Regions from separate parts of the Mus musculus genome. Here all the other regions are linked to region 1. A link is a loop called in an ENCODE intact Hi-C map of the cell type or tissue named here. Cell type or tissue: left cerebral cortex. All regions are shown on one strand. Links, peaks and the distances in the headings refer to the core of each region. The heading gives the core; the rest is flanking DNA.

Region 1 (10,536 bases), core at 2,303-7,302:
TCTCTTACCCATCACGTGGGGTTTGGGGGGTCAAACTAAGGTCTTCAGGCTTGGTGGCAAGCACTTTTACCAGCTGAGCCAGCTCACCTGCCCAGAGTCGGAATTTAAACCAAGTTGTGTGAGGTTCGGTCTTGGGCTAATTCACGATTATAAACTGCCCCTCTCTCTAAAGTAGTTTCGGTGACCGGGATGTTAGGAACAGAGGGCCTGGCCATGGAGAAGAAAAGGAGGGACCTTGACAATGTTTGTGTCAAGGACTTGTTCTCTGTCCACCCCACCCCCCCCAAAAACAAAACAAAACACCAGAGTAGTTCCAACTTCAAGGGCATAAGATGGACTCCTTCAGGGCTTCTTCTATATATAGAAAGGGATAGTGTCATTAGACCACCGGCTCCGCTTTTCCTCATCCCTCAGAAGGTGTTTCTTCCTCCAGGAAGTCCTCCTGATTACTCCCCAGGAAATAGTGCTTCTTCTGGCTCTGGGTTTCTAGCTGATTTTAGAAGAAGCTGGTCCCAAAACCTAAGCTTTGCCTCAATCGCTCCTTCTCCTTCCGCTGTAAACCGGGACAGAAAGAGGAGCCAGGCCTCGCAGAAACTCCCCCAAGAAAGCCCTTGGCACCCAGCAGGTCCCCTGCCACTCGCTGCTTCTTTCTCCTAGTCGTCCTTCGTCTGCCTAGCTCCGGGTTCTCGCCTCACCACCCCCGTCCGCGCCTGGCACTGCGCCCGGTGCGCCCCAGCCGCCGGATCGCGCTCGCAGCTCCGACTTCTTGCCTGCCGGGCTCCGTGGCACGTGCCCCGCGCGCCCCTGACCCGTGCTGCACCCCTCCAGGTGGCCTCCGCGCCCACCCTGACCTCCAGAGGTCGCCTGGGGACGGTCGGGGGCCCGGGCTCGGAGGTGGGGGCAGCGGGGACGGCGGCAGGGAGAGGACGCTGCGCCTTTAAGGTGCCACCGCCGCGTGGCAGGGAGACAGCTTGTGCCAGCCCCATTCCGCCCGGCTCCGCTCGCGACGAGAAACACAATGCATAACAATCAGGCGCGCGCTTGGAGCTGTGCCACGCAGCGGGGGCGGGGCGGGCGCGGCCGGGCGGGCGGGGCGCTGGGGTCGCGACCCCTGCCCCAAGTCGGAGGCCGCGGGGGGCCACCCGCGCTCCCCACGCCCGCGCTCTGCACCCCGCAGCCCGCGCGGCGCCCCGCCCCGGCCGCGCTCCCGCTCGGCGCTCCCTGCAAAGTTCATTCCCACTAACTCTTTTCCAGGCCACTTCCCCCTCACATCTGACAATCCGGGGCCCTCATTCTCCCAGTAATCACTCCACTGCACTAATTGCACATGCAAATATGCAAATGCGTATTAATTAATTACTATACTAATTAGTTCTGTGGTATTTGCGAGTAATAAATCATTGGATGGGAGCGAGGAAGCTGGAGACCTGGCCCATTTTCATTCTGCATAAAATTTTAATGGTCTCTCTGGCTGATCCGGGACGGCAACGCGCGGAGAGGCTCTTAAAGGGCCAGAGGAGGCGGGAAAGGGGCAGGGACCGGGAGCTCCGGGTCATCCCGGCCAGGGACTGGCACCCTGGGCGGGCTTGAGACGAATCCCCATTCCCTGTGGGGGCCTGTCTTGAGCCTGCACTTTCCCCCTACCCTTCTCTACCCCTGGCCGCGGGTCCCCAGGGTAGCTTCTATGGAGAGAATCTGAGCGGGGAGGAGGGTGAGCCTCGTTTCTTTAAGAAAGGAAAGGAGGCACGGATCTGCGAGGCCAATGCAAAGGCTTTTGGAGCCCCAGAGACCCTGGGATAAGGGAATGAAGACCCCGTTCCTTGGATGGCGGGGTAAACTGAGTCACAGAACAAGTCAATTTTTAAAAATCTCATCTTCTGTTCCTAGAAAATGTCCTCGGTACCCCTAGTCTTTTCTTGTTTCCTGTGGTGACCATCAAGGTTAGGGGGGCTTCCAGCTTTCTCTTTCCACATGATCACACCGCAGCCCCGCCCCCCGTGGGCACCAGCTGGCACCCTGGCAGAGCAGTCCTCGGCTTGAGTGGGCCCCAGGGACCCTGCTTTATTTCCAGGACATAGTCTGGACCCAGGGCACAGGGAGGGGGCTGGCTGCTTCATTGACTAAAGGCGGCTGAGGGATCAGAGTGGTCCCAAGCCAAGGTCTAGGTGGATGCCAGAGGTGAGCAAAATGGGCAGGTGGGGACCAGGGCCTTGTCCTGAGCCACAACCACTACCAGGGCCCCGCCCTCCAGTTCACTTGTAGTCTCTCTCTAAGTGACTTCCTACTTCCACATGCACAGCATAGGGGCAAAGCCTCAGGGGGCCCCACTGGTCACACCTCAGCAAACAGTGCAGTTGGGGAACTGTTCCAAGAGCTCTAGATGTCTTTGAGACGCAGGCTCCAGGCTCCGCTACCTACCCCCATTTTATGGATGGGAAATAAGAGCACAGGGAGGTTCAAGGTGGCCCACCTGGGATTGGTGTCATGGGCTTTGGCATCTGCATTCCTTACACACACACACACACACACACACACACACACACACACACACAGAGCACACTCTGCCCTCTCTTCCACCTCACCCACAGCTCCCAGTCCAGGTTCATGGGCAAGATCCCATTCCATCCTCATGAATATTAGGATGGAGGTTCTGGGAGCATCCCCATTTTAGGCACGTGGAACCCAAGGGTCGAGGGAAGTTGACCAAGTTGCTCTGGACCATACAGGAAAGCCAGGTTCACTCAATGTCTTCGGTGGGAGGTGGGGGTGGGTAGAAAGGAGTCACGGCAGCCTCTGATTACCAGGGAACAGGAGAGAAAATAGGCTTTCAGCTGGAAAGCTGTGGGGAGAGCTTTCTTCTAGGGAAGCAGGGACCACAGGAGCTCACATGGGGGAGGAGCTTCCCCTCTTTTTCCTGCTGCAGGCTGGGAAGTGGCCCGCGGCTGCCAGAGGAGGGGCCTGGGGAAGGAGACCAGAGACAGAAAGCCCACCAGGACACTGGAACTCAGGAACCCTACCTGGGGTTTCCCCCCCTAATTTTGTCTGGAGCCATGATCTTCATTTTTTTTTTTTAATCAAAAAGTCAGGGGCTGGAGACATGGCTCAGTGGTAAAGAGCACTGACTGCTCTTCCAGAGATCCTGAGTTCAAATCCCAGCAACCACATGGTGGCTCACAACCATCTGTAACAAGACCTGATTCCCTCCTCTGGTGTCTGAGGACAGCTACAGTGTACTTACATATAATAAATAAAATAAATCTTTTTTAAAAAGTCAGAAACTTTTTGGGATTATATATATATATATATATATATATATATATATATATATATATATATATATATATTTGAGACAGAGTTTTGCTCTGTAGCCCTCCCAGGTGTGGGGATTAAAGGGATACTTCTGAGCATCTGACCGTACCCTAGGAAGTTTCACCTCCATGGATTGATTGCTGTTTAGGGGGTCCACAGGAGTTCCCACCTGTTCTGTGCATCAGAGAGGAAGGTGGCTCCCCATTCACAACGGGGCCTTTCTTTTACTGTGTGCTTCTGTTTCTTTTACTGTGTGTTTCTGTGCACCAATTTGTTATGCACATCAATTTGTTACTGTGTGCTTATATGCATCAATTTGTTACTGTGTGCTTTATGTGCGCCAATTTGTTTTCTTTTCACAACGATTTTATTATCCCCCCCATTTTTATAAATTGAGGCAGCGAGGAAAGAAAGGTGGTTGGGGTTGCCTTAGCCTACAGCTAGGAAGTGGTAGCCATAGGATTTGAACTACTGGCCTGTGCTTGGCCCTTCTGCTTCATGTTACAAAGCTTGTGGTGTGGCCAGATTCCTGATGTCCCTGTCCCAAGCAGAGTCTCAGATCCCTGGAGCAGCAGACCTCCACCCTGGGACAGTAGGGACTTGGAGGCACAGGGAGAAAGAGTCGCTTCTTCCATGCCCCTCCTCCTCCTGAGAGGATTCCAGCTACTTTTTCCCCAGTGGAAGAAGCTGGACAGAGAATCTTTCACAAGACCAAGTCTCACCCTGCTCCCGAGGAGGGGGCGTCTAGCAGGAGTGGGTGCTGACCCAGGACGCTCTGCTTCCTCTCAGCATATCCTTGAGAGAAAAGCAGGGTTCAACTTCAGTTAGCATCTGTCAGGGGGATGGCCCTGGCAGAGAAACTGAGATTCCAGCACTCTCAAAAATGAGCCCTGGGCCAAACTAGGGTCCCCTGGCCTCCCAGTGGCCCAAGGGAACTTCAGCAGGAAAGCTATGCCTGCTCACTCCCCAGAGCCAGGGAAAACCTCTGGTGCCACCTTCTGGGCCTGGAAGTGTAGGGAGGGGCACTGGGGTGTGGGAAGGGATAGCCTCCAGGAAAGAAAACACATTTTCATTTTAGCCCTCTGCTGAAGACCAGGGAAGCTGGGCTCACCCGGATTTCCCCTCACTGGGGGTCTGGGGGTAAGTTGGGGGCTGGTGGGCAAAGGAGGCAGAAGGAGTAGGCTGGCAGCCCTGAGCTTCTCCACGCAGCCCCCGGGGCCGGGTGCCTGGGCAGGAGGAGGGGGCAGAGCAGCTGCTGGCGATTTATTAAGCAGTCACGGAAAAATTGGTTTATAAATTAACAGCTGTTTTAACTTTAGGGCCTCTTCTTCAGGGAATGGAAGCAGCCGACTGGACCGGGATTGCAGTGTGTGTGAGGCTGGTGGAGGGAGTGGGAGGCGGCGAGCTTCGGCAGCTGGCATTCTTTGGGGGCAGCCTCAGCTGGCACCTCGGGGGGCACCAGGCAGTGGCCAGAGCAGGGGGTCTCCAGGTGCCGGCGGCTGAGGCGCCCCTCCCCCCTCCATGGGTTGCCGCTTGCGCTCTTCTCACCACATCTCAGCTTCCACCTGGGGGCGCCAGAGAGCATAGATACTACTGTACTCGTTTCTGCCACCAGAGGGCAACCTCGGCACACCGATTTCTGCTTCTCCGGAGATCCGTGGAAACCAAGCTGGGAGGGAAAGAAACCAGGTCCAAAAAAACGGAACTGGAACGAAGCCCAGTGTACGCTAGTGATCTTCCACTCGCGGGTTTTAAACTTGTCGAAGACAGCGGTAAAACCGGACTCCTTTAACCTCAACACTGTGAGTTCGAAGTCAGCGTGGGCTTTTATAGCAAGTTCCAGGCCTGCCAAGGTTATACAGTGGATGTGTCCAAAAGAATGAAGTCTTCAGTGCTGGGGACGTAGCTTAGTGCTAATCTCCTGGACAAGGACTGGGATTCGAGCTTCCTAACACCCTACGCCCAAGGGAAAGGGGGGTGATCTCTGGAGGCTAAGGTTATCTGTGGGTTGGTTTGTTGGTTTGTTTGTAGCCCAGGTTACTCTGCAACTCATGGTTCAACCTCACGACGGCTAGGATTTCAAATATGAGTCACCATGCTAGCTAGAACTGTCTTTTATTTGAACTAGGCTCCGGGAAAAAGCTGCTGAAGCCCTCTGAAGCCTCAGTTGTCCCATCTATAAAATGGGACTATCCTAGAAGATTAAATGAGAAACTGCACCTACAGGGCCTAACTCTGTCCAGGAAAGTAAACGCTCCAAATAGGAGTGTAAAAACAAAACAAAACAAAACAAAAAAAAACAACAAAAGACAAACTCAATAACAAACTTGTTAGTGTCTACAGCTTATGTTTGTTTATTCACTCACTCCTTAGTTCATCTCCCCCACAGTACCTCAGAGTCCAACGGAAAGATACATGGTGTGGAGGATACATGTTAAAACCGTGTGCCATTAAAATCGTGTTCTAAGAGCTTTGATTCTAGATTAGAGAGATAGCTCGGAGAGGTTAAGAGCACTGTCTGCTACTTCAGAGGTTCAAGTCCCAGCACCCAAATGGTGGCTCACAATTGTCTGTAATGCCATCCAGGGGATGTGGCACCCTTGTCTAGCCTCTGCTGACATTGAATTGACATGATGCACACACACACACACACACACACACACACACACACATACACACACGAAGTTAAGAGCACTTGGTGTTTGATTCCCAGCACCCACGTGCCAGCCTACAACGTCTGCAACCCTGGGGTATCCGTTGACCTCCTCTAGCATGGCATGCAGGTGGTTCCCAAGCAGGCAAAACACACATACACATAGCAAACCTTTAAAACAGAGCCTTGATTCACATTGAACCAGTACAGAGGGAGATTGGGCCAGGCAGAGCAAGCGACCTTTCCTCCCCAGTGTGGTGGTAGAGACAGTCACATGCTTATAATACAGACTTTTCAGCTGGACATGGTGGCTCACGACAAAACCCAGCCCTCAGGAGGCAGAGGGCAAGAGAATCTCCAGGAGTTCGAGGCCAGCCTGATCTACATAGTGAGTTTCCAGCCAACCAAGGCTATACAGTGAGACCCTGTCTCAAAATAATAACCAGGGCTAGAGAGATGCCTCAGAAGTTTAAAACACTTGCTGTTTATGAGTCGACCATGGTGGCTCATGGATAAATCCCAGTACTCAGGAGGCAGAGGCAGGCAGAGCTCTGTGAGTTCAAGGCCAGCTTGGTTTACAGAGCGAGTTCCAGGACGATCAAGGCTACACAGAGAAACCCTGTCTTGAAACCAAACCAAACTGCCACCAACAAAAAACCCACTTGCTGTTCGTGCAGAGAACCAGGATTTGGTTCCCAGCACCCAGATGCCAGCTTACAACTCCATCTCCAGGGGTTCAGTCCCCCTCTTGTGGCTCTGCATGTCAGTGATGTACAAGCAAGCAAACACTTATACACAGAATTAAAAGTAAACAGATTGGGCTGGCAAGATGGCTCAGTGGGTAAGAGTACTGACTGCTCTTCCAAAGGTCCTGAGTTCAAATCCCAGCAACCACACGGTGGCTCACAACCACCCAAAATGAGATCTGATGCCCTCTTCTGGTGTGTCAGAAGACAGCTACAGTGTACTTATGTATAATAATAAATAAATCTTTGGGCCTGAGCTAGTTGGAACGAGCAGGGTTGGCTAGAGTGAGCAGAGATCCTAAAAATTCAATTCCCAACAACCACTTGAAGGCTCACAACCATCTGTACAGCTACAGTGTACTCACATACATAAAATAAATAAATAAATAATAAAGATAAACAAATCTTTAAACACAGTTCAAAACTCCATTACAACATACGCTCAGCGCTGTTACGTTGTGTTTGTAAAGTGTTTTCTTTTAAGCGCATAGATTCTGATAGGATTATATTGAATGGTGAAAAGATGCTAGTAGATGAATAAGCCTCAGACGACTGTTTTCCACTGTATTGGCCGAGAATGCCCTTGCCCTCTTTTTTTTTTTTTTTCTTTGAATTGTTCTCTCTACTCCCTTTCCCAATCGCAGGCAAAGATGGCCCTGTGCACCCAGCTAGTTTTCCCCAGCTTCTCTAAGGCTGCTCCCCAAGACTTCCTGGGGCCTTCCTTTCAGCTGCCACATGCCGCTCCTTCCAGTTCCAGCTCTGCTGGGGGTGGGGTGGGGTGCGTGGGTGCCAAGGTCACCTGCTTGATGCCTAACTGCAGACCCACATTGCCAGCCAGCGGTGCTGCAGCCCGAACCCTGGCCGATTCCGCCACCTGCTGGCCGTTCCCAAAACTTCATCTCTTAAAGCGGTGGAGGAAGACTAAACGCTTGAAGACTACCTGAAATCCCGAATTGCACTGGGGCTTAAAATTTGATCCTGTTGAATCATCACAACCACTGTACAGGGTGGGCTTTGAAATATACAGGAGCGAGGAGACACAAAGAAACTGTCTAAGTTCACTCGGGACGCTCCGGACCATCCGGGGCTGACAGACTCTTCGCCCCACCTCCCCACCCCCTCCACCCCCGCCCCCGTGTGAATTTATATGCTTGGGTTGAGGAAGGGAAAAGACCCGATTGTACTTTTTCACCTCCTCAAAGGAGGGCAAAGGCCTCACAGCACCTTCCCAGAGTTGTCTTCCAGAGAAGGAACATGTAGTGGCTCTTGCTTGAAGAAGAAGAAGAAGAAAAAGAGGAGGAGGAGGAGGAGGAGGAGGAGGAGGAGGAAGAGGAAGAGGAAGAGGAAGAGGAAGAGGAAGAGGAAGAGGAAGAAGAAGAAGAAGAAGAAGAAGAAGAAGAAGAAGAAGAAGAAGAAGAAGAAAGTAAATATCAGAAAACCTCAAGGCAGTGTGCTCAGACCCGAGGAGGGACCGGTCGGTCACACCACTATACAACCTTGTCAGTCTGAGCGAGCAGGAATTAAGTCAAATGAGGTCTTGAAATTGTTCTTTGGACTTAGCTGCCTGTTCTTCTAACTCAAGCATAATAACCCAGGAGTGGTATATTATTTTTACATCTCATTTGCATATGATTAATTCCAAGTCGAAGTGAATGGGAGTCACGCTGGCTTCTCAGCCCTCCCACCTGTTTGTCCAGTCCCCCAACCACCACCACACCTCTTGCTAGGCTCTGCCACCCCCATCAGCCTCTACCCACTCCTTGCCCCTGGCCCTCCCTCCCCAGTTCCCTGTTCCTTTCCTCTCTGTCACCCACGCAGCCTCCGCCACCTGGCCGCCCACCGCAAAAACTTTTCCCCAAGTTCCTGAGAAGTCGCGTAGGATCCAGGAGAGAAAAATCAAAGTAATAAAACCTCATTTAATTCCTAACGGAGGGCAGAGCTGTGAGCTGCAATTATCTTAATGTGGAGCTATTTTTATTCTCTTTCCATCTCTGTCTCCTGCTTTTCTGTCATAAGGCATTGTCCCCTCTACTTCCCTTTGTCTCTTAATCTCTCACATGGGTCCTCTTCTTTTTGCTCTCTCTGTGACCAATCCCCCCCACCCCCACCCTCCGTCCCTCCTAGCTCTGTGTTCCTCTGCTCTGTGTTTCCCTCCCTCCCTTTCATGTCTCTGGGGTTGAGGATCCAGAGGCATCACACCCGGGCAGAGCTGGACAAAGAACTGAAGATCACCCACTGTCCCCAAAAGTCCATCTTTTGGGAATAAATTGTGCTCCCATCTCCCTAGCACCATGGGGAGAATCCTTCCTGGTTGTTTAGGACAAACCAGTGGTTCCCAGAAATTTCTAATGGGCACTGAGGTACCATTGGGGGTCGCAGCCTCATCCCTGTCCTCTGCCTCCTTTACCCACCACATACCCTTTCACAGCGACCCCAGCGCAGGGGAACTCCAGCCTCCTACCCCCACTTTGACCTAAAGGCTGCCCAGCGACTCTCTTGATCCTCCCAACATAACAACAGGCTGGGTTTTGCCATTCCTCACCACACCCCATCTGGAAGAGGGGTCCTGGGCCAAGCTAGGAACTGGCAGAGATGCCCATGTCCAGGGACAGCACCCCAGAAAATATGTAAGTCAACAAACTGTGGCCAGGCCTAGGCTGGAGGACATGGAGCCTGTCCACCAGAACATCCTATTCCCAAGAGCAAAGCTTGGCCCCTGATGCGCTCTCTCTCTCTCTCTCTCTCTCTCTCTCTCTCTCTCTCTCTCTCTCTCTCTCTCTCTCTTCCCCCAGAGGGCACTGAGTCTGGGGCAGAACAGCATGCCCCTGACCTCATTTCCATAAGACTCCATTGGCCTCTCAGTCTACCCCTGGGGCCAGAGTGCCCGGCTAGGAGTGGAAAAGTTGCCTGTGGAGTTACGGGTGTGGTGGGGAGGGCTCCTGCTGTTCCTGGCCTAAGAGTGACCAGAAGAGAGGACAGCCAACACAAACAGAACCCCAGGAGGGCACAGACAGGCACAGGTCCACACACACACCCCTTCTGGGCACTACAGAGAGGCACTCAGTCCTCGCCAGCCTCAGAGAGGGTAGTGCCAGCTCCTGCGGAGAGACTCAAGGGCTTGGACAGATAAACAAGGGTACTTAACCCACAAAGTAGCCCCTCTTCTCCATCACACACACACACACACACACACACACACACCTCTGTAGAAGAGACTGGCACCTCAGAATGATCACACACCCCCAGCTCTGTTCCCCAACGCACCAAGCCCACACATGTGATAGCACGTGTACGGGGAAGGCAGCCCCCCAACCCTGCCCCTGGGCTGATTCTGTCCCCTCCCCCAGTAGCTGCGGAGAAAAGGCAAGAGACACGTGAATGCTGGGTACATTGTGGCAGGGACTCATTCCCCCCCCCCCCCGGAATTTGCTCTCACATTCACAGCCTCAAGCCCCTCTCCTGCATACCACCCCCCCCCCCGCAAGCTGGCACCCGCCTGCCCATCACCTTGACAGTCTCTGACATCCTCCTCCACACCCACACCCTCCCCCGCACACACGCAGTCCTCCCACACGCTGCCACTCACACCCGCATCTTTGACACTCTGACACACTTACATAGACTCACACGCTCACACCGCACCGACCCCCACCCTCCCCAGCTACAGCACTCCAGGCCTCTAGCATTCACTTGCACATACTCCCTACCACGATGATGACTGACAGGTGTCCTCCCACGCACACCTCTCTCACACTCGCTTTCTAGGACACCCCCATTCACAGCGTGACATGCTGGCACTCTCTTCTCGACCTCACGGGCCTCCCTTAA
Region 2 (10,536 bases), core at 1,996-6,995, 96 kb after region 1:
TGACACAGCTTATGCCCTATGGCTGCCTTCTGGACCATGTCCGAGAACACCGAGGTCGCTTAGGCTCCCAGGACCTGCTCAACTGGTGTGTTCAGATTGCCAAGGTATGTGCTTTGGGGGTTGCTGGCTCTGCAGATCTTTTGGGTGCAAATCCCTGCCTTCATTCGGGGCCAGGATGAGGTGGGAGTACCCCTAAGGTGTGATGTAGACTCACGTGCCACACGGATGCCCTTTGTCCAGGGGATGAGCTACCTGGAGGAAGTTCGGCTTGTTCACAGGGACCTAGCTGCCCGAAACGTGCTAGTCAAGAGTCCCAACCACGTCAAGATTACCGACTTCGGGCTGGCACGGCTGCTGGACATTGATGAGACTGAATACCATGCAGATGGGGGCAAGGTTGGAGGAGGGAGAGGAGGAGGGAGAGGTGGGGCGGGCTGGATTGGTATCTGACCTTTCTTTGGGATAACGTGGAAAAGGGTCACCTCCCTACCACACCCAGTCAGGACTTCTTACTCTGCATCCCCAGGTGCCCATCAAGTGGATGGCATTGGAATCTATTCTCAGACGCCGGTTCACCCATCAGAGTGATGTGTGGAGCTATGGTGTGTGGAGGCTGTAGATGCGTTGCTGGGCAGGGTGGGATGCAGGCAGAAGAATGAGGGTGGGGATAGGAGGAAGGGGAGGAAGGTTGTCTATGTCTACCCAGTGCAGTCTTATGGCCACCTGGGGAGTGAGGAGACTGGGTAGACCCCACCTCTTGGCACAGCCCCTCCCTTTGCACACCCAGACTTCCTCTGTCCCCCGACTCCTGACGCCTGTCTGTCCTAGGTGTGACTGTGTGGGAGCTGATGACCTTTGGGGCCAAACCTTACGATGGGATCCCAGCTCGGGAGATCCCTGATTTGCTGGAGAAGGGAGAACGCCTACCTCAGCCTCCAATCTGCACCATCGACGTCTACATGATCATGGTCAAATGTGCGTGGCAGGGCTGAGCCTCAGGCAGGCAGAGAGGAAGGGTGGTAGACCTGTGTGCGGGCGCTTACAGGCTGGGGGATAAATGGGAGGTGTCCTGGAGGGAGCCTCAAAGGTGCCTTACCTATTCACAGTGGAAGTCCTGCCAGAGGACATCTGTGGAGAGGAGAGAGGCCAGTCTAAAAGGGGACCCTAGAAACGCTCCAGGGTTCTGCCTCAAGATCCCAGAGTCCAGTTGTGCTCTGCCACGGGAGGGCTTTCAGCTTAGCCAGGGTTGTCTAGGCCAGGCTGGTCCTGGGACAAGGATGCTGAACTTTTTTCCGCCTTAGGTTGGATGATTGACTCCGAATGTCGCCCGAGATTCCGGGAGTTGGTATCAGAATTCTCCCGTATGGCAAGGGACCCCCAGCGCTTTGTGGTCATCCAGGTACTGGGCTTTCCCACACCATACCTGCTCTGACAGCATCCTCCCTCCTGCAGGGATAGCCCCTGCCTCTAGCCAAAGCTCGGTGAACCCTTCCAGGGAACTAAACACCAGGCTGGGAGGGCTGTCACCTCGTGTCTCCCCTTCCTTCCTAGAACGAGGACTTAGGCCCCTCCAGCCCCATGGACAGCACCTTCTACCGTTCACTGCTGGAGGATGATGACATGGGGGAGCTGGTCGATGCTGAAGAGTACCTGGTACCCCAGCAGGGATTCTTCTCCCCAGACCCTGCCCTAGGTACTGGGAGCACAGCCCACCGCAGACACCGCAGCTCGTCGGCCAGGGTCAGTGCCCACCTCGGAATAGGGATGGTCCTGCCCTTTGAGCTCCCCCACCCTCACCTTTCCTGAAGATTCCATTACCATGGCTGCTTTCCAACCCTTGGGGCCCCACTCTCTCCATCACTGCCACCATCGTGACCTGTGTTTCTCTCCTGGGACCCCGTTGTTCCCCTCGCAGACTTTTGAGTAGCTCCCATCATGACCTTCTCTTACCCCAGAGTGGCGGTGGTGAGCTGACACTGGGCCTGGAGCCCTCGGAAGAAGAGCCCCCCAGATCTCCACTGGCTCCCTCCGAAGGGGCTGGCTCCGATGTGTTTGATGGTGACCTGGCAGTGGGGGTAACCAAAGGACTGCAGAGCCTCTCTCCACATGACCTCAGCCCTCTACAGCGGTACAGTGAGGATCCCACATTACCTCTGCCCCCCGAGACTGATGGCTACGTTGCTCCCCTGGCCTGCAGCCCCCAGCCCGGTATGAAATCCAGGCCCGAGAGATTGGGAGGAGAGGGGAGTTGAGAACCCTCAGGCTACACCCACTGAGGGGCAATGATGGGGCAGGAATATCTTGGACCCTTTCCCTAACAACATCTCTTCTCTCCTCAGAGTATGTGAACCAGCCAGAGGTTCGGCCTCAGTCTCCCTTGACCCCAGAGGGTCCTCCGCCTCCCATCCGACCTGCTGGTGCTACTCTAGAAAGACCCAAGACTCTCTCTCCTGGGAAAAATGGGGTTGTCAAAGACGTTTTTGCCTTTGGGGGTGCTGTGGAGAACCCTGAATACTTAGCACCCAGAGCAGGCACTGCCTCTCAGCCCCACCCTTCTCCTGCCTTCAGCCCAGCCTTTGACAACCTCTATTACTGGGACCAGAACTCATCGGAGCAGGGTCCTCCACCAAGTACCTTTGAAGGGACCCCCACTGCAGAGAACCCTGAGTACCTAGGCCTGGATGTGCCAGTATGAGGTCACATGTGCAGACATCCTCTGTCTTCAGAGTGGGGAAGGAAGGCCTAACTTGTGGTCTCCATCGCCCGCCACAAAGCAGGGAGAAGGTCCTCTGGCCACATGACATCCAGGGCAGCCGGCTATGCCAGGAACGTGCCCTGAGGAACCTCGCTCGATGCTTCAATCCTGAGTGGTTAAGAGGGCCCCGCCTGGCCGGAAGAGACAGCACACTGTTCAGCCCCAGAGGATTACAGACCCTGACTGCCCTGACAGACTGTAGGGTCCAGTGGGTATTCCTTACCTGGCCTGGCTCTCTTGGTTCTGAAGACTGAGGGAAGCTCAGCCTGCAAGGGAGGAGGCCCCAGGTGAATATCCTGGGAGCAGGACACCCCACTAGGACTGAGGCACGTGCATCCCAAGAGGGGGACAGCACTTGCACCCAGACTGGTCTTTGTACAGAGTTTATTTTGTTCTGTTTTTACTTTTGTTTTTTGTTTTTTTTTTAAAGATGAAATAAGGATACAGTGGGAGAGTGGGTGTTATATGAAAGTCGGGGGGTGCTGTCCCCTTTCTCCATTTGCAATGAGATTTGTAAAATAACTGGACCCCAGCCTATGTCTGAGAGTGGTCCCGGGCCGGGTCAAACCGTATTGCTCATCTGACACACAGCTCCTCCTGGAGTGAGTGTGTAGAGATCTTCCAAAAGTTTGAGACAATTTGGCTTTGGGCTTGAGGGACTGGGGAGTTAGGATTCCTTCTGAAGGCCCTTTGGCAACAGGGTCATTCTCCGTTGGACACACTCATACCAAGGCTACCCCCAGAATACTCCGTTGGACACACTCATTCCAAGGCTACCCCCAGAATGAAGTCCTGTCCTCCCAGTGGGAGAGGGGAGCTTGTGGAGAGCATTGCCATGTGACTTGTTTTCCTTGCCTTAGAAAGAAGTATCCATCCAGGAAAACCCCACCCACTAGGTGTTAGTCCCACCCACTAGGTGTTAGCAGGGCCAGACTGACCTGTGTGCCCCCCGCACAGGCTGGACATAAACACACGCCAGTTGACACAAGCATTTGTAATTACTCTTTATTGCCAAGAGCCGACACTGCCCAGGATTCAGGGAAAATAAGTTATAGCAACCGTGGCATCTGAAAGGTATTGCCACGCTGGGGAGAGGACCAAACTGCAGAGGGCACAGATCCCGGGAGAGCGATGGTGATGTTCACAGAGAACATCTCTTTTCTGCCTTTGGCCACAGAAATGTCTAGTCCCTCCTTGTGCCCTAAGAGGCAAAGTGAAGTCAGGGTCTTAGTTACCTAGGGCCAAGTGAGGGGCTAAAGGTAGAGGGATTCCTAGCGTAACCACAAGGAAAGGTTTAAACCCCAGAACCAAGCTTCCAAGAATCATTTCTTAGTCACAGGATGACACAGGGAGGCCGGCTGTTGGTGATCTTTTCTACAGGTTCTCCATTGCTGGCTCTTCGGATGGCTTCCATGAGCTAGCGGACAGAGACATGGGCGAGTGTCATGCACAGGAGAGGAGGGTGTGTCTCGTCTCAGCCACCCTCCCGAGGTACATTAAATACTCACGTCTTTCTCATAAGGAAACCCTCCATTCTCCAGCTTGGAGAACACCAGCTGTCCATTGATCTCAATCTCGAAGGCCCCTGGTAGGAAATAAATGCAAGAACGAACTAAGAACAACAGGCAGAAGTTCAGGGAGGTCCTTGGCACCACCTCGAGTCCAAGCAAGACTGTTCATGGCCTCGGCAGACACCGATCCTGAAGCCATTCAGCCCCAAACCCCAAAGTCCTCACCCGTGCGTCTTTCCAATACGCCATTAAGAGTTCCTTCACTCCAAACCCACAGTAGGCATTTTTGCTATGTGTCAGACCCTACTAGGGGCTTTATATACAACAGCCAATGTCAGCTCTAGAATGTAGGGAGAGCTGGAGTTTTATCACATGGACTGACTCAGCAGGTGCTCTGCGGACCTCACCTGTCCCCCCGAGTCGCGACTCAATCTCAATGCCCGGATACTCCTCCTTCACAGCGCTCGCCAGCTCCAGGTAGGTCGCCTCAAAGCCGCAGGGTTTACTGGGGAGAAGAGACGTGGAGTGAGCTGGGGTTCCGGGGGTGGGGCCTCCCGTGGATCCACCCCCATCTTGCGGGCGAGCACAAGAGGCTCCTTTTCAACCCGAGTGGCTTACCAGTACTCCACCACGATGTGGACTCCACTGCCTGCTTCCACCTCCCCGGGAGGGGGCACTACGGACACCGGCGCTGGCTCCCCACTCATTGCTGCCCGCTCCGCTGCAGGGCTGCTTCCGGGTGTGACGCCACGCCAAAGTCACGTGGGGGGCGTGTCCGTGGGCGTGTCCGGACCTCGCTTTGCGTCGGGGCGCCCTCTGCCGTCAGCAGGTACTGCTACATCTTGATCCAGCTGCAGAGCGAATATCCTGGACCAGCACTGATCCTGGGTTCTGAGAGCTCATTGGCATCCAATGCTCACAGTCATGGATTTGCTTACTAACGAACTGCCTGTGATCACAAAGCTATTTTCCATTTACAAAAGACAGAGAAAATGGGGCAGGCGGCCGAGGTAGCTGATGGTCTGTGATTGGTGTTGCTATTTACCTCTCGAACGATGATAGCGTTTGAAACCACACCATACTGCTTTTCTTTCGAGTTCTTTTTTTTTTAACTTTTAAGAATATTTTAATTACGTATATATGTGTATAAGTGTGAATTTATGCATGCGAGGGCATCTTTAAAACTTACTACATTTATTTATTAATTTGTGGACGAGTGTGTATTGGAGGTGGGGGCCATGCCATAGCATGCTTTTGAAGGTCAGAGTACAGCAACTTTCGGCCTCCTCCATCTTATCATGTGGGTCCCAGGGATTGAACTCAGAGTATCAGATTCTGTCTCAAAGGTCTGTCTCTTACAGGTCAAGCGTCTTCATCAGCCCAGAACTCTAGTTCTTTTGACTCTGAAGTGCTGACCCCCACTTTATGCACACTCCTCATCCCTGCCTCTTGCTAGAGGGCTAGTGTCATTGAACTCAGTTTGTAATTCTGGAACTGCAGCCTGGGTCCTCCCTGTCTCTTCCTTCCCTGAAGCACCACTACAGTATCGTAACAAGTCACCCATTCTGGTGTCCCTTGAAACTGTTCATTGTTGGGTCGGTCTGTGTTTGCTGAGTTCTGACGTCATCCCATCTAGTTATAGGATATTTCAATGGATCTAAGAAGGCCTTTCCTGTTTGCTTGCAGCTTCCAACTCCAGCCCCAAGCAATCGCTGCTCTGCTCTCTAAACTTTTCTGGACATTTCACATAAATGGACTCTTGCAGCATGTGACGTTTGCTCTGTTGTATCAGAGCAAGCCTCCATCCAGTGCTGTGTCCCAGGCGTTCCTTTCTATTGATGAATACTATTTCATTCTGTTGTATAGAAAAAGCACAGATTATTTGTCTATTAACATTAATCTGGGTTTCTTTGGGTTGTTTGTTTTGAGTAAATGTCTTGTAGATGCCTTTGTATGGATGTGTTGCCATTTCTCTTAAGTTCCTTAGAGTAAAATTAAAACTACTGGGCTGCGAGAAATTTATATTTAACTCTTTATGGATTGCCTACCTGCTTTTGTTTTTGTTTTTTGTTTTTGTTTTTTTTTTTCTAAGCAGCTGTAGCATTTTACACCACCAAAAGGGCACAAGGAGTTGTTTCTTCATAGCCACCACAAATACTGGTTGCCTGTCTCTTTGATGATATTACTTTTTTTTTTTTAGATTAAATTTATTTATTTATTTTATGTATATATGAGTAGACTGCAGCTGTACTGATAGTTGTGAGCCATCATGTGGTTGCTGGGAATTTGAATTCAGGATCTCTTCTCACTCCGGTAGACCCTGCTCACTCTGGTCGGCCCGCTTGCTCCAGTCTAAAGATTTATTTATTATTATATCTAAGTACACTGTAGCTGTCTTCAGACACCCCAGAAGAGGGTGTCAGATCTCATTATGGGTGGTTGAGTGCCACCATGTGGTTGCTAGGATTTGAACTCAGGACCTTCAGAAGAGCAATCAGTGCTTTTAACCACTGAGCCATCTCTCCAGCCCTGATGATAGTTATTCTTTTAGGTAATGCAATAGGCCATCTTTTCAAGTAGTCACATTTTTGCTGTTGGTTTTTTTTTTTTTTTTTTTTTTTTTTTTGAGACAGGGTTTCTCTATAGCCCTGGCTGTCCTGGAACTCACTCTGTAGACCAAGCTGGCCTCGAACTCAGAAATCTGCCTGCCTCTCCCTCCCATGTGCTGGGATTAAAGGCCTGTGCCACCTTTGCCCATTTTATAGCCCAGTTAAATTGGGTTACTTTCTTTTTATTATTGGCATCTAAGAGTTCTCTATATATCCTACATACAATATCTCAAGTGAAATAAGTATTTACAAAGATTTTCTCTTGCTATTTGCAGCACACACACACTAAATGAATATACGCAATTAAAATGTTTTTCTTTTAAAAGTCCTTTGCAAGGCCGGGCCTGGTGGTGTACACCTTTAATCCCAGCACTTGGGAGGCAGAGACAGGCAGATTTCTGAGTTCGAGGCCAGCCTGGTCTACAGAGTGAGTTCCAGGACAGCCAGGGCTATACAGAGAAACCCTGTCTTGAAAAACCAAAAAACAAAACAAAACAAAAAAAGTCCTTTGCAAGCCGACAGAGGAGACACAAGCCCTTAATCCTTAGTCCCCACACTGGGGAAGCAGAGGCAGGCCGCTCTCTGAGTTCCAGGCCAGCCTGATCTACAGTCAGTTTCAGGACAGGTAGGCTACACAGAGAAACCCTGTCTGGAAACACTACAAACAAACACACAAACAAATAAATAATCTTTTGCCTAACCCAAGGCTACAAATTTTCTCCCATTGTTATTTATTTAACTTTTTGATGTTTCATTGTGATTTTATCTCTTCAGCTCTGATATTTAGGTTTATGATCTATTTTTCTTGTTTGTTTAGTCTTTTGTTTGTTTGTTTGTTTTGTTTTTGAAACATCGTCTTTGTACATAGCATGGCTGTCCTGGAACCCATTCTGTAGACCAGGCTGGCCTTGAACTCATACAGATCCTTTTGCTTCTGCCTCTTGAGTGCTGGAACTAACGGCACGTGCCATCACCACCTGGCTATGATCTATTTTTTTAGTGGTTATTCTTATTTATGTGTATGTCTATATCTGTGCATGTGCATGCATATGCAGATGCCTGTGGAGTCCAGAAGAGGGCATTAGAGCCCCTGGAGTTACAGGCTGTCGTGAACCTTTGGATGTTTAGTGATTGAGAACTGAACTTGGGGTCCTCTGCAAGAGCAGCAAGTGCTCTTGACCACTGAGTCATCTCTCCAGCTCCTTAAGACCTATTTAGAATTATTTTTGTGCATCATGAGAAGCAAAGAGCTAAATTACTCTTTTAGTATGTGAGTATTAAATTGTGACGGTGCCATTAGTTAAAATATCTTTTATCGGGTATTGTGGTACATGTCTGTAACCTCTGCTATTAGGGAGACCCAGCAAGAGGATTGACTGAATTCAGGGACCTTCTGGGCAAAATAGCAAAGCACTGTCTCAAAGATTGTATCTGTTCATTAAATGGGCTTTGCAACTTTGTCAAGATGCTACTAACTCAGATCATGGTGGCTTACGCCTTCATTTCCAGCACTCAGGACAGAGGCAGGTCTGCCTGGTCTACAAAGAGAGTTCCAGGCCAGCCAGAGTTATGTGGTGAGATACTGTCTTAAGTTAAAAAGAAAAAGAAAGGCTGGGCATGGTGGCACACGCCTTTAGTCCCAGCACTTGGGAGGCTGAGGCAGGTGATTTCTGAGTTCGAGGCCAGCCTGGTCTACAAAGTGAGTTCCAGAACAGCCAGGGCTACACAGAGAAACCCTGTCTCGGAAAAACAAACAAACAAACAAAACAACAACACAAAAGAACAAACAAACAAAAAGATACTGGTAAAAGCATAAAGGTTTACATTTGGGCTGTCAGTGCTCTCATGGATCTGTATACAAATAGTACCTTGAAGTTTTGACTTTATAGTAGTGTATATTTGAAAAAGATTCAATAGAAACTGGAATTTGATGCTTGGTAGTTTAGATGTCAATGTACATTTTCCAATTAAAGCATTTTAAAATTAAAAACAGTATTCATTCTGGATGTGGAAACACCAATACCATGGTGCTCTTGTGGAGGTCAGAGGTCAACTATGGTAGTCTGTTCTCTCCTCACTGTGTGGTTCCTGAAAGGAGAACTTAGGCCCTCAGGCTCGCAGCAAGCTGAGCCATCTCCCAGGCTTCTTCACACCAAGGTATTTTATGATGGCACAGATTTTATAAGCCCAGCAGAGGCAGGAAGATGGCCACAAGTACGTGAACAGCTTCAGTTAAATAGGGAGTCTGAGACCAGCTGGGGCTACATATCAAGACGCCAAGATGTCATGTTGGAAAGGCCAAAGTGAGCCAGAGCAATGGCTCAGTGGTTAAGAGCACTGGCTGCTCTAGCAAAGGAAGGACCTGGGTTCAGTTCCCAGCATCCATATAGTGGCTCACAAACATGTCTAACTCCAGTTCCAGGAGTTCTGATGTCCTCTTCCGGACCCCTTGGGCATCAGGCAAGAACATGCTAAACTCAAATACATGTGAATAAATGTAAATAAACGCAAACACATACACATAAATACAAATAAATAAACCTTAAAAACAAAAACTAAGCCCAAAGCCATGGAACAACAAAAATGAAGCTTTACTTCATTTATTTAGTTTTGTTTGTTTGTTTTGAGACAAGGTTTCTTTGTATAGCCTTGACTATCCTGGAACTTGCTCTGTAGATCAGGCTGGCCTTGAACTCACAGAAATCTTCCTGCCTTAGCCTCTGGACTGTTGGAATTAAAGCCATGCACCATCACCACCTGACCAAAAACTAGGTTCGTCTTCTTAATCACTTTTTTTTTAGATTTACTTTTATTTATTTACTTTTATTTATTTACTTTATTGTCTGAGTGCTCAGCTGCATGTACACCTGCATGCCAGAAGAGGGCATCAGATCCTTTTATAGATGGTTGTGAACCACCATGTGGGTGCTGGGAATTGAACTTGGGACCTCTGGAAGAGCAAGCAGCCAGTGCTCTTAACCTCTGAGCCATCTCTCCAGTCCCCAAAACTAAGTTATCCAGATGTAATAGCATCATAAGGCAAGGAGCATCAGTGACCTGGTTCCTGCTCTTGTGCCTTTTATCTTGACAGTTTTTGGTAGAGATGCTCTTGCTCTGGCTGGCCTTGAACTTGTAACTCTCCTCAGCACTGGGATTACACATTCAGCTTGTGGTGACTTTGATCCTAAATTTAATTAACTTATACATATTTAAAGTTCACCCTTGGTGGACACGAAAGCTATGGCATTAGAGGCACCTGCTGCCAACCTTGATGCTATGAGTTCTCATTCCCAGAATCCACCATGCAACGTTCCCAGAATCCCTCATGGCTCTTTTGGCATGACCCTTATACATCTATCCTAAGGTTCCAGACAGAATGGTTCCCAAGTCCTTACAAACCCATGTCCCCTACTGCTAGCTCCTTTTGTCTCCTCCCTGGGACCTCAGATCAGTTCTCCACCTGCCCTGTTCTCAAAGCCCTACTTCTAGATCAGTGTTTCTCAACCTGTGGGTCTTGACCTTTGAGGGCTGGGGGTGGGAGTGGGGGTGGGAGTGGGGGTGAGGATGGGGGTGGAGGTTGAATGACCCTGTCACAAGGGTTGCCTAAGACCATTGGAAAATGTATATTTACATTATGACTCACAACAGTAGCAAAATAACA
Region 3 (10,536 bases), core at 3,530-8,529, 78 kb before region 1:
ATTTGTAATTTTGGAAAAACTTGTGTCCTGTGGAGCAGGTGACAGCCTGAAAGTTGGCAGAATAGAATAATGTATCCAGAGAGTTATACCATGAGAACCCACTCACTGAGGAGTCACAGTATCCTTAAGTCATGTCCTATACTCAGAATGAGCAAGTGCACTGAGAGGTTCTCTCGTTTAGGAAGCTTCTGGGCCTAGTGGGAGAGGTGAGTCTTACTCTTGGCTAAGGTATAGGAAATGGATATTTTTTATTTAGTCTGCTGTGCTTTTTTTGTTTGAAACAGTCTTACTATATCACTCAGATTGGCCTCAAAACTGTAATCCAGGATGACCTCGATTTTGCTTCAAGAGTTTGGGGGTTATGGGCATGTACTGACTTAAGAATCTGTATTTTATAAGTCTATACATTGGATGTGCAGGTTATGAAATGAGTGTAGCCTCAACAAGAAGCCAAAACAAAGAAATAACCAGAAAAGGCTGAGTTAGTCATGACTCTGAGAGTAAAAATGGCAGAAATGGCAGAGCACACAACTCCATGTAAGTTTTCAGGAACCCAAGTAGCTCCTGTCTTGCTCTTTCTCTTTCTGTAACTTTTGGGAGAGAGAAGACTTGGGTTCTGTGCCCTATAAAAAAAGAGCTTCTCGCTGACTGTGATGGTGCACGCCTTTAATCCCAGCACTCGGAAGGCAGAGGCAGGCGGATTTCTGAGTTTGAGGCCAGCCTGGACTACAAAGTGAGTTCCAGGACAGCCAGGGCTATACAGAGAAACCCTGTCTCGAAAAACCAAAAAAAAAAAAAAAAAAAGAGCTTCTCACTAGCATCACAGGCCTAAAATAGGAGGAAGCATAGAGAAGACGGTGTATGTCTGTTCCCAGCACAGGGTTGTCAACTTACTGGCTAGAATGGAACAGGAAAGGTGTATTAAGAAACGAAGTTGGAGCCGGTTGTGGTGGCTCACGCCTTTAATCTCAGCACTTGGGAGGCAGAAGCAGGCGGATTTCTGAGTTGTAGACGAGGCCAGCCTGGTCTACAAAGTGAGTTCCAAGTCAGCCAGGGCTATACAGAGAAACCCTGTCTCAAAAAAAAAAAAAAAAAAGAAAAAGAAAGAAATGAAGTTGGAAAACCAGTCTTAGTTGCCTGAATTAGGATTTGAACTTTGGTTTATTAAATAGTTATAGGGAGCAATAGAAGTGAGCTAAAAATGATGTTGAAGCCTTTCATAACTTTATTGGGCCAAGGAAATAATTCTTTAGAATGCTGTTCTTGCCCAGACTTAAGGCAATAAAGACTGTCACTAGTGTGAGACCAGGGGACTCCAAAGAAAGGAGGGGAGTTCACAGGAGTTAGGCTTGCTGCCAGCATAGGTGTGAGTGGGGTGTGGGTTGGGGAGGTTAAAGGATGGTTTCCAGATGAGGGTCCCAGGACACAGTTGAACTGATGGTAAAAGTTAGGTAAGAGGTGGCTGCTTAGTTGCTAAGAAGCAGGTGCTTGTTAGCTACATGCAGTGTACCTTTGTTCAGTGTTGAAGAAGACAGGAGCACACCCTACTAAAGGAGGACTGGAGCATGCATTGTGACCATATGCCTCCAGTACCTGCCCCAAGCTTTTTTCACTTTGGAGAACCAGGCAAGAAAGTCTGATCCTGGTATATAGCAAAGACATCAAAACTTCTAGCTCATGTTATCTGGGGAAGAATATAGAGGTGATTTTTAGTTGGTTGTGGTGTTTTGTTTTTTGTTTCTTCTGTTATGCTTTAAAGATGGGAAATGAATGCCTGTGGCGGTGTGTGCTGTGGAAGCACAGTCTTCTGGCTTGATTCTTGGAAGGCCTTTTTCTGTCCCTCCCTGGGGCTCATTTGTATATCTGGTTCCTGCTCCCAGAGCCATAAAGTGGGAGCCCCCATTTATTAATTGGGTTGGGACTGGGGAGGGGGTCGGCAGGGGACTCTTTAGTGCAGCAGGCAGGGGTCTTTCCGAATGAGCCCATTAGCCAGCCCCAACGGCAGCTGAATCGGGGCTGCAGCCAAGTCCTCTCCGTTTCAAAAACCCTCCATCGCCTGCAGCAGATCAGAACAAGGCCTGCGGGAGCCCTTAGCTTCTGATTGCAGCTGTGAGGAAGGACAAAACAATTTATAGGAAGCCAAGTAGCTCTTGTCTCACTGTCTTTCTCTTTCTGACTTTGGGGAGAAAGAAGGCTGGAATGCTGTGTCCTCTCTCACCGAGGTTTCTTGCAGGCATGTACAGGCACAAAGTAGGAGAAAACAGGAGTGTGTGGGATTTGGTATTTTTCTCTGCTGTGGGTATATTTACATATCCTTCCCATCTACATACAGTTGTGTTGGACTAGCAACCACTAAGTATATGGGCTTTCTATATAGGGTTCCCTTGGGCAAAGTCAAGTGTGTATGCAGTATGCCAGTCTGAGTGTGGGCAGAGACAGTCTGCCTGCTTTATCAAGATGAGAGAGTTAGCTCCCTTAACTTTTCCTCTTAGGAGGAAGGGCTTAGCATTTAGAAGAACTCATTTGCTGCTTTATTCAAAGTGTATTAGAAAGGCATATACTACAGTGGTACTGCGTTCTACAGTGGCATAGAGAAGGGTGTCGGGCCTGAATATCACAGGGGAGGGAGGTCTTCACCTTACAGAATTATAACTTTCCAGAGCTAAAGAGAGGTATGTAATCCAGCCTCTTTTTAGAGCATGATGCTGAAGCTTAAAGAAGGACAGTGTCTCATCCAGTCATGCAATAAGACTGTTGCGCTATCTAGGACTAGCTCCAGAGGCAGAATATTAATCTACATGAATAAGCATGAAGCCCTCAGCTTTTCGAGTGCCTGTTCCTAATAACCCAAGGCTACTTTAAGAAGGGAAAAAACAGATTCTGAAGGGGGAGAGACAGAAATTGAGGAGGAAAAGTAGATTTAAAGCTATTAGTATGAAACCATGTTATGTATCATTCAAGAATAATCTCTTAGTAACCAAGTGTGGTAACATACACCTTTAACCTCGGGTCAGTAGGTGGAGACAAGCAGATACTAAGGTCAGCCAGCGCTACATAGTGAGACACTGTCTTAAATTAGACTCCTTCACAGCCAGTTAGATAGCTTGTAAAAGTGCCTAGTCTAGCAAATTGAGATCTATCCCTAGAACCCACATAATGGAAGGAGAGAACCAATACCTGCAAGTTGTCCTTTGACCTCCACAAACACTGGCACAGGCATCCCTCCCATACACATATACATAAATGTAATTTTGAAAAAAGAATGGCATGCAAATTTTACAAATAATTTTTAACAATATAACTAAATTGTTGGGAAGAAAGTGGTAGTCATAGCCAAAGATCTTAATGCCCGTAGAGTTACCCCAAATTTTCAAAGAACCCTTGGCCCCAAACTAAGGGACTGATACTAGGGAAAACCTCCTCAGAGGCAAAGTGAAAAATTCATACCAAATCTCAGCTTAGGTTCTTTGTCATTATAATAAATTTATGTCGGAAGAATCCAAATGGAGAGAGAGCACCTTGAGGCAAGGCTAGAGGGAGTTTCACTGAATGGGATATGGAATCATGACTCAGGAGAGTTGGTGGGCACCTTCTGCCTTTCTCTTATTTGTAGAGCTAGGGGAAGCTATTTGGTGTTCTTGGACCGTGCATAAGGAAAAGTGTTGCACAGTGGTCAGAACCAAAAATAAGCTTATCAGGGCTGGCCTATGGGACAGATACTATAAGTCATCTCATCCTGGGGCTGGGTCTGCTGTACCTCCTTATGCTTGCTTTTACTGGACATAAAAAATTGGGAACCTGTTAGTAGCAAAAAGGAAAATGCTGACGAAAGCAGCAAAATGCTGAGCAACATGAAGATAGTTAAGGTCTGTGTTAGGGATCTACCAACTGATACTGTCCGTGGATAACAAGGAGACAGATCCCATTGTGTATCATTTGTGGTCAGTCCACTGCATTATAGTTGAAAGAATATAGGAATATGGGGTTAATCTCCATGCAAAGACTTTGTTCCTGCAAAGGAAATGCACAATAAACCTAGTTACCCAAATTGCAACTAATCTACTCTTGTAAACCTTTCTGTTTCATAACTAAGGCCATTTTCTGACTTTAAACTCCTTAAAGAAGCTGTGATGAACAAGAGAACCTCCAATTGAAGATGGTGGTCTGGTCTAAAGTTATGTTACCCCCTCCAAGTTAGAATCTTGCATTAACCATAACATGCATTGGCCTCTATAGTATTTCTGTGTTTCACAGCTTGTATTCTATTAAATTTTCTGACATATACCTTAAGTATCAGGGCCATGGTTTTTTACTTATCATCCTGGGAACTAGTCTTTGGAGGTAGGAATCTGGAACAGTCAGCTCTTCTGGAAGAATTCTTAAGATTCATTTGCCACTTTGGGGGCATGTAGGTTTAAGAGAATTGGAGAAAAAGCAACCATCATACTGTTACTGTTACTGTAGCTGTCAACATTGTAATCTCCGATGCATGACCACATACCCTCTTTGCACTGGTTGCTTGTCCTGTGTCTAATGTAGCTTCTTATTTTTCTTTGCAGATAGCAGCAGCAGGGATGGCCTTTGAAGAACTCCAGACACCCATCAGTTACCTTGCATCCAGAGCCTCTCAAACAATCTCATTCACAATACTTGAAGCCAGGTAGGGACTTAAAGCCAGTCAGAAGCCACTGGCCTGATTGTACATGGAGTAGCACCCCACTTGTGACAAGGGCAGTTTCTTCTCTGAAATCCCCAAAAAAGTGTCCTGAGTTTTTATTTGGCCCTATTCTGGTATCCTACCTAGTAGTTAACAAGCTCTCTCCAGCTAGAATGAGTGAGCCCTCTCTAACAGTAGCAGTTACTTCATTCCTGTGTTACCAGATAGATATGCCTCTACACGGGAGTACTGACATTATTATTCAGTTACTTTCAACCTCCTTTAGGGTGAATATCTCCCTTACCCATACCCCTTCATATACAAAACACTTTTCCCCCAAAAGCTGTTTTTTGTTTTGTTTTCTATTTCTTTTTTTTTTAATATTTATTTATTTATTATATATAAGTATACTGCAGCTGTCTTCAGACACACCAGTCAGATCTCCTTAAGGATGGTTGTGAGCCACCATGTGGTTGCTGGGACTTGAACTCAGGACCTTCAGAAGAGCAGTTGGGTGCTCTTATCCGCTGAGCCATCTCACCAGCCCTGTTTTCTATTTCTTTAAGTCAAGATAGGACAATGCTATCTCTTCTTGCCTCTAATGAACTTCACTGCCTTCTTTCTAGGTTCAGTGGAAAAGTCCACCTATCCAAACACTGCATGAGACACCAGAAGTGGAGGCCTGCAGCTCTGCAGTCATTCCCAGAGCCGGCATCTCCACCTTCCCTACCTGAGAGTAGGTACGGTGTTTCACTCACTTCACAGATGATGGGTGGCCTCTAGCTCTGTCTCTATCACTCGTGTTTATTTCCTTTCCCTGCCTCTCATATGAACTGGGACTCTAGGTTCTACATCTAGTTTCTCAAGGAATATTTTTGTTCAGTGTCTCCAAAAATGGAAGGCGTTTGTGACTCAGCTCTTCTTCTCAGTAGTTTCCAAGTCCTAGTATTTAGGATGCCCTTCTAGTGTCCATCAGGTGTCCATCCCTTTTCTGTAGTTTAGAACCGTTTCCCTCCTGTTTAGCAGGTAGTGGAGGTAGTAAACAGACTGTGATGATGGTGAAGAACGATCCAGTAACACATAGCCTCCCTCTTGAAAGCTGAAATTTTGAAGGCTTAACTGGAAGAATACCTGGCTCTTTTGAGTGTTTATCTAGTGTCTGTTCTTTAGGACCAGTATCTTGCCTCTGTCCCTAACACCCACATATCCCAGCGAATGGAAAAGGAACAGCTCTAGCTAGGGTATAGTCTACCAGTAGATGTTACTCTTGTAACTATGATGTCAGCTTTATTCTGGGCTCTATGGAGAGTTGTCAGGGTTAGAGCATCTTCCTGCCTCCCGGATGCTAGCGGTGACCCTGTCTTATCCTTTAGACTTTCTGACTTCTCTCTCGGCAGTGCTTCTCACCTCTGCAACCCAGACAGCCAAAGCAGCAGGTCCAGATAAGTGCCTCTGGATCCATCCCATAAACAACCATCAAACCCAGACACTAGTCAGGTGCTGTTTCCTAGAAGCATGTGTGTCAGAGTTGTTAGAAAGCAGGACATGTCAGAATGTAGTCAGGTACTACATGCCCATGAACTTCCCTAATGGCAAAGGTTACAACTGCTATTTAGTTGTCTTATCAGTCAGGTTACCTGACCAGTGGGGCAACTGCAGTTCTGATTTCTACCACACGAGGGCACTGCTGGCCAATTAAAATCCAAGCCCCTTAGGAAACAGATGGATGAGGGCGCTCTTTTCAGGGAATGATCAGAAACACTCCCAGAGAGCCAGAGAACCTGGCCCAGAAGCCAAAAAAATAACTGATACCACTTGTAATTCCCTTAAAATGGCCTGAGGCCTAAATACTTGGTCTTTTGGGCCTGTGATTGAGTGGATACCCAGCTGAACTTAAGTTCCAGGAGCTATGTCTTCTTCAAGGTTTGCCTGACTCCAGCTGTTTAACCCACTGTCCTCATCCCTTCAAGATGTTGAGTTCCAGTCCAGGAGGATGGGGTTGAATGGTTTCACAAGGGAAAAGGTTTTCTACAAGTATTCAAAGGAAAGTGTCTTTGTGAGAAAGTATGGAAAGAATGGAGTCTAAAATAGTGGGTGACCTCATCTCTCCCCCTGACAGCCAACCCCCACCCCCAACACAAACCTACAGGATTCAAGTTTAATAGATCTTTGTGTCTGTTTGGGCAAACCACATCTAGGACTCTAGAGAGCTCTGAGCCAAAAAAAAAAATGTATCAGAAAACAGCATGGTGGGGACTCTGTGCCATGTCATGACTCGCTGGGCATGCCAAGTGGCTTGGGATCCTGTGGGACTGAGGACCCCACAGTTTATACTCAGTCAGAATGAACAGGCTCAGGGAGATGACAGGGTCTTCTTCCTTTTCCTCCTTCCCCCATGCCTGAAGGCCCCTCCCCAGGAGGACAGCTTGATTAAACAGTCGGTGCTGCTGGAATTACTGCACAGCTGGTGCTCCCCCCAGCACCCCGAGCAGAGCAGCAGTGCAGATTAAAATCTCCAATTAGCGTTAAAGTGAAGTGAGGAGGTGCTGAGGCTGCCAAGGCAGCCAGGCCGAAACCCTGAGTTGGCACCCTCGCTCATGCCTGATTCTGAGTGCTACCCTTAGTCACTCCTTTGTGAGTCCTTTTCTGACAGTGCTCAGTGTCTGTTAGACTTGTATCACTTGAGGGGGACCTTGGGTTGGAGGCAGATGTCTTAACTGGTAAAATGCTAGGACTTCATAAATTGGAAGAAAGCAAGATCAATCAGTGATTGTGAAGCGCTGTGGACAGCCAGGCTATGGCAAGTGCTACTGCTGCTGTGTTTTGCTTACAGAAAGAGTCAACAGGACAGATCCCTTGGAGCTTAAGGTGCTCAGGGGCATGGTGTCCACATGAACATACATCTGTGTATATTTGATCCTATCTGTCCTATCTGCTCCCACCCAAATTATGGCTCCTTTCCTCCTCTCTCCATTTTTCTCTTAGCCTTCTTATAGGCATGAGTAGGCATAGCTGAGCCCCAGAGTGTCCCTATGCCTTTCCACCTGGGTCCTAGCTAGTTGCTCTTTATCTTCCTAGTTTGGAGAATAGCAGAGGTAGGTATTATACCAAGACGAATCAGACCTTTCCCTCCTGAACATCTTACCCACTCCAGAGATCCCTCTGCCCTTTCCTTTTGTTCCTTGCCTGTCAAATTCAGAAGCAGGGTAGAACAGCTAGCCACACTATCTAACTGCCCTCTGCCCCTTTAAGAGAAATGGAGGTGGTGCCTAGCTGACTTAACCTACTCACACCTCAAAAAATTAGACACCAGGGCATGGTGCCACTCTCCCAGACTGGCACATGCTACCCTGGCAGAGGTTCAAGCACACCCCCATGTCATATTCCTACCCTACATCTTCCTCTACTCTCTCTCTCCCCACATCTTTTTTTTTTTTCCTCAGCTCAAAGCACAGCTGAGCCTTAAAAGGGGGGTGGGGGTGGAAAGACCAAGCTGGGGCAGGGGGGTGTAGTGCGCCAATAGCACGTTTTCACCTGCCATTTAATTGGATGTATTTTTAATTAATGGGACCTCAGGGACCAACATGAGACAATCTGATCTCTGAATAGGGACAGGGGAGGGATTGGATAAGGGAGGAGGATTGGGCCACTGGGTGCGGTTACCAGGAATCCGGGCCCATCAATCACTGGCCACTTTGCGTTCTGGCATGGAGAATAGCGAGGTGGAAGAAAAGGGGAGGCATTGGGGAAAGGTGCCAGGATTTCCCCCCAACTGGCAGGACCTCCAGAAGAGATGGAGTTGTGCTGATTTACTCAGGTTTGCAGCTTAAATTTGCAGCCAGAATTGTAGGTAAGGCTGTGCTCTTGCTCCTGCAGTTTTGACTAGATGGGTTGATCTCAGAGAGTATAACACTATGGAAGGGGGGTGGGGTAAAACTTTGAGGTCCCTGAAGAAAAAGGGTAAGAACTAGGGACCATGGACCTGGGGCTGTGGTAGAGGAAATCTGAAAGGGGTAGAGTTGGGGGCCATTTCTACACATTTCGATAGGAAATAAGTACCATAGCAGTTACATGGAAAATGACACCCAAATGAGATCTGGTGAATTTGGGTCTGAATCTTAGAACATTAATGTTATAAAGACGGGAACTTGGAGCTCATCTTATCTGACTCATTCCTTATACAGATGTGGAAGCCAGACCCAGAGAGGAAGAACAAATTGAATCCTGCTCTGAAGTTGCTTTATGTTCTGGATTTGGAGAGTTCCTGGGAGCATTGGGCAAGAAAAAATAGGTAGGTAAGGAGAGAAGAAAGTCAGATGAAAAGTGTAAGCAATGTGTTCTGTCCTCCACTGCCTGAAGTCTCATGTCGCTGGCTCCTGATTGTTGGAGCAGTTTAGGAAAGTCAGCAGATAGAGTTTATAAGAGACACAGTGGGGAACCATACCCTTTGTGTGGCCTGTTCCAGAGGTAATTATCCTTCAGCCCTCTCTGTAGAATTCTGCCATGTTTTAAGGTCTAAGGGAAAGAAATGCTTCAGCTACCTCAACTATTAACCAAAAGGCAAATCTACCAAGGAAAACTACATTTTTCCTAGTGGAAATCTTATCACAAGTTTCCATGCTATAATAAAAATGATTGGAAACTGTTATGCTAAAGTGTCCGGGGTAGTTTACACCTCTTGTCCCACTACTACAATAAAAACAGTGGTAAAATGCAAGGCCCTACAAGAAAGCTAGGAGTGTTCCTGGATCCATGTAGCTCTAGAGTCTTAGGTCCCCTCTGGCTCTTACAGTGATGGCTTTCCTGGCGAGAAGGATACATTTCCAGTCCAGCTATCTATACCCTGTTCCCTTACTTCCTTTATTGTCTATATGCTAGGGCCAGGGAGAGAAGGATGAATGAAGGTAATGGAAGGATTTCCTACCAGTTTCCCAAAGGTGGCATTTCTCAAAATTTTCCTGTCTTAAAATCTTCAAAATTCTTTGATCTGTGCTTTATGAGGCTAAACTGGGGTGGAGGCAAGATAGGTTGGAGGGTTAAAAGGCAATACCAGTAGAATTCACCACGCTTTCCGACTCCCATCCTTACCTTCCTTCCACTCCTAGAACTGTCTTCTTTTTTAGTAACCTCAGGCCCTTGAGAAACACAGGATCTGCCTCTAGCTTCCAACCTTTTCCTGATCTGCCTTAGACTGTCAGGGGCTGTCATGGTCTGTTACTCACAGACAGGGTGAGAAGCCCTCATATTCCCCTAGGACAGTCTGGAAAAAAATCCTTCTAGGCCCCATCCTGCATCCAAGTGCCTCAGGGCTGTTGGTATCAAGAAACTGTGCCAAAACCTGTCCTGTCAGGGGGATGAGGAAGAAGAGAAGATAGTGTTGATGCTTTAGAACTGAGACCTGTCGTTCCACCCATGGGACTGGCTGCTCAATGTAGTGCAGGACAGTCATAGTGAATATTGTTTGAGGATAGGTGGCTACTGTTGACAGAGCTGCTCTTTCAAGTCTGACATACAGAGCAGTGAAGATAGCACAAAGCAAAGGAAGAAAGGTATCTATTCTCTGTAGAAAAGCCTCCTCCGGGGCTGGTGAGATGGCTCAGTGGGTAAGAGCACCCGACTGCTCTTCCAAAGGTCAGGAGTTCAAATCCCAGCAACCACATGGTGGCTCACAACCATCCCTAACGAGGTCTGACTCCCTCTTCTGGAGTGTCTGAGGACAGCTACAGTGTACTTACATATAATAAATAAATAAATTTAAAAAAAAAAAAAAAAAAAAAAAAAGAAAAGCCTCCTCCTCTCTTTATAGGCCTTGGTGACTGGGTCACCTCTGCTCCAGGTGTTGGAGGCACAGGAAAGCAGTCACCGTGCATTCTGAATGT

What was found. Peaks named below come from ENCODE experiments on the same cell type or tissue, not always from the same donor. Only the 100,000 strongest peaks of a DNase experiment are listed, where the experiment ranks them.
Region 2: it touches region 1 in a loop (2.4-fold over the local background); 16 of 42 quality-filtered maps call a loop at or near these places.
Region 3: a loop joins it to region 1, with 8 times the contacts of the local background. A loop is called at or near these places in 22 of 42 quality-filtered maps.

Annotation. Positions count from the first base shown.
Region 1 is chr11:98,337,870-98,348,405 of GRCm38, forward strand. Gm33099 reads left to right here. Exons shown (of 5, transcript XM_006534642.3): 5 at 658-3,029. The coding sequence ends at 1,026. It overlaps Gm38970 (a long non-coding RNA gene), which reads left to right and starts at 3,390. Exons shown (of 2, transcript XR_880194.2): 1 at 3,390-4,449; 2 at 4,629-5,990. In left cerebral cortex, for the core only: CTCF peaks have their summits at 4,264 (motif pointing left) and 4,885 (motif pointing right); DNase peaks (open chromatin) are centred at 4,292 and 4,924; H3K4me3 peaks cover 984 bases; H3K27ac peaks cover 841 bases.
Region 2 is chr11:98,433,974-98,444,509 of GRCm38, forward strand. Erbb2 (erb-b2 receptor tyrosine kinase 2) reads left to right here. Exons shown (of 27, transcript NM_001003817.1): 20 at 1-104; 21 at 241-396; 22 at 527-602; 23 at 829-975; 24 at 1,302-1,399; 25 at 1,552-1,740; 26 at 1,956-2,208; 27 at 2,340-3,743. The coding sequence ends at 2,695. It overlaps Mien1 (migration and invasion enhancer 1), which reads right to left and starts at 5,015. Exons shown (of 4, transcript NM_025559.2): 1 at 4,885-5,015; 2 at 4,674-4,771; 3 at 4,264-4,340; 4 at 3,735-4,172. The coding sequence starts at 4,973. The coding sequence ends at 4,089. In left cerebral cortex, for the core only: a CTCF peak has its summit at 5,078 (motif pointing left); DNase peaks (open chromatin) are centred at 4,286 and 5,029; H3K4me3 peaks cover 1,315 bases; H3K27ac peaks cover 574 bases.
Region 3 is chr11:98,258,911-98,269,446 of GRCm38, forward strand. Mir5119 (microRNA 5119) reads left to right here and starts at 3,696; the gene lies at 3,696-3,752. It also overlaps a transcript of Cdk12 not described here. In left cerebral cortex, for the core only: a CTCF peak has its summit at 6,321 (motif pointing right); DNase peaks (open chromatin) are centred at 5,527, 6,343, 7,341 and 7,969; H3K27ac peaks cover 345 bases.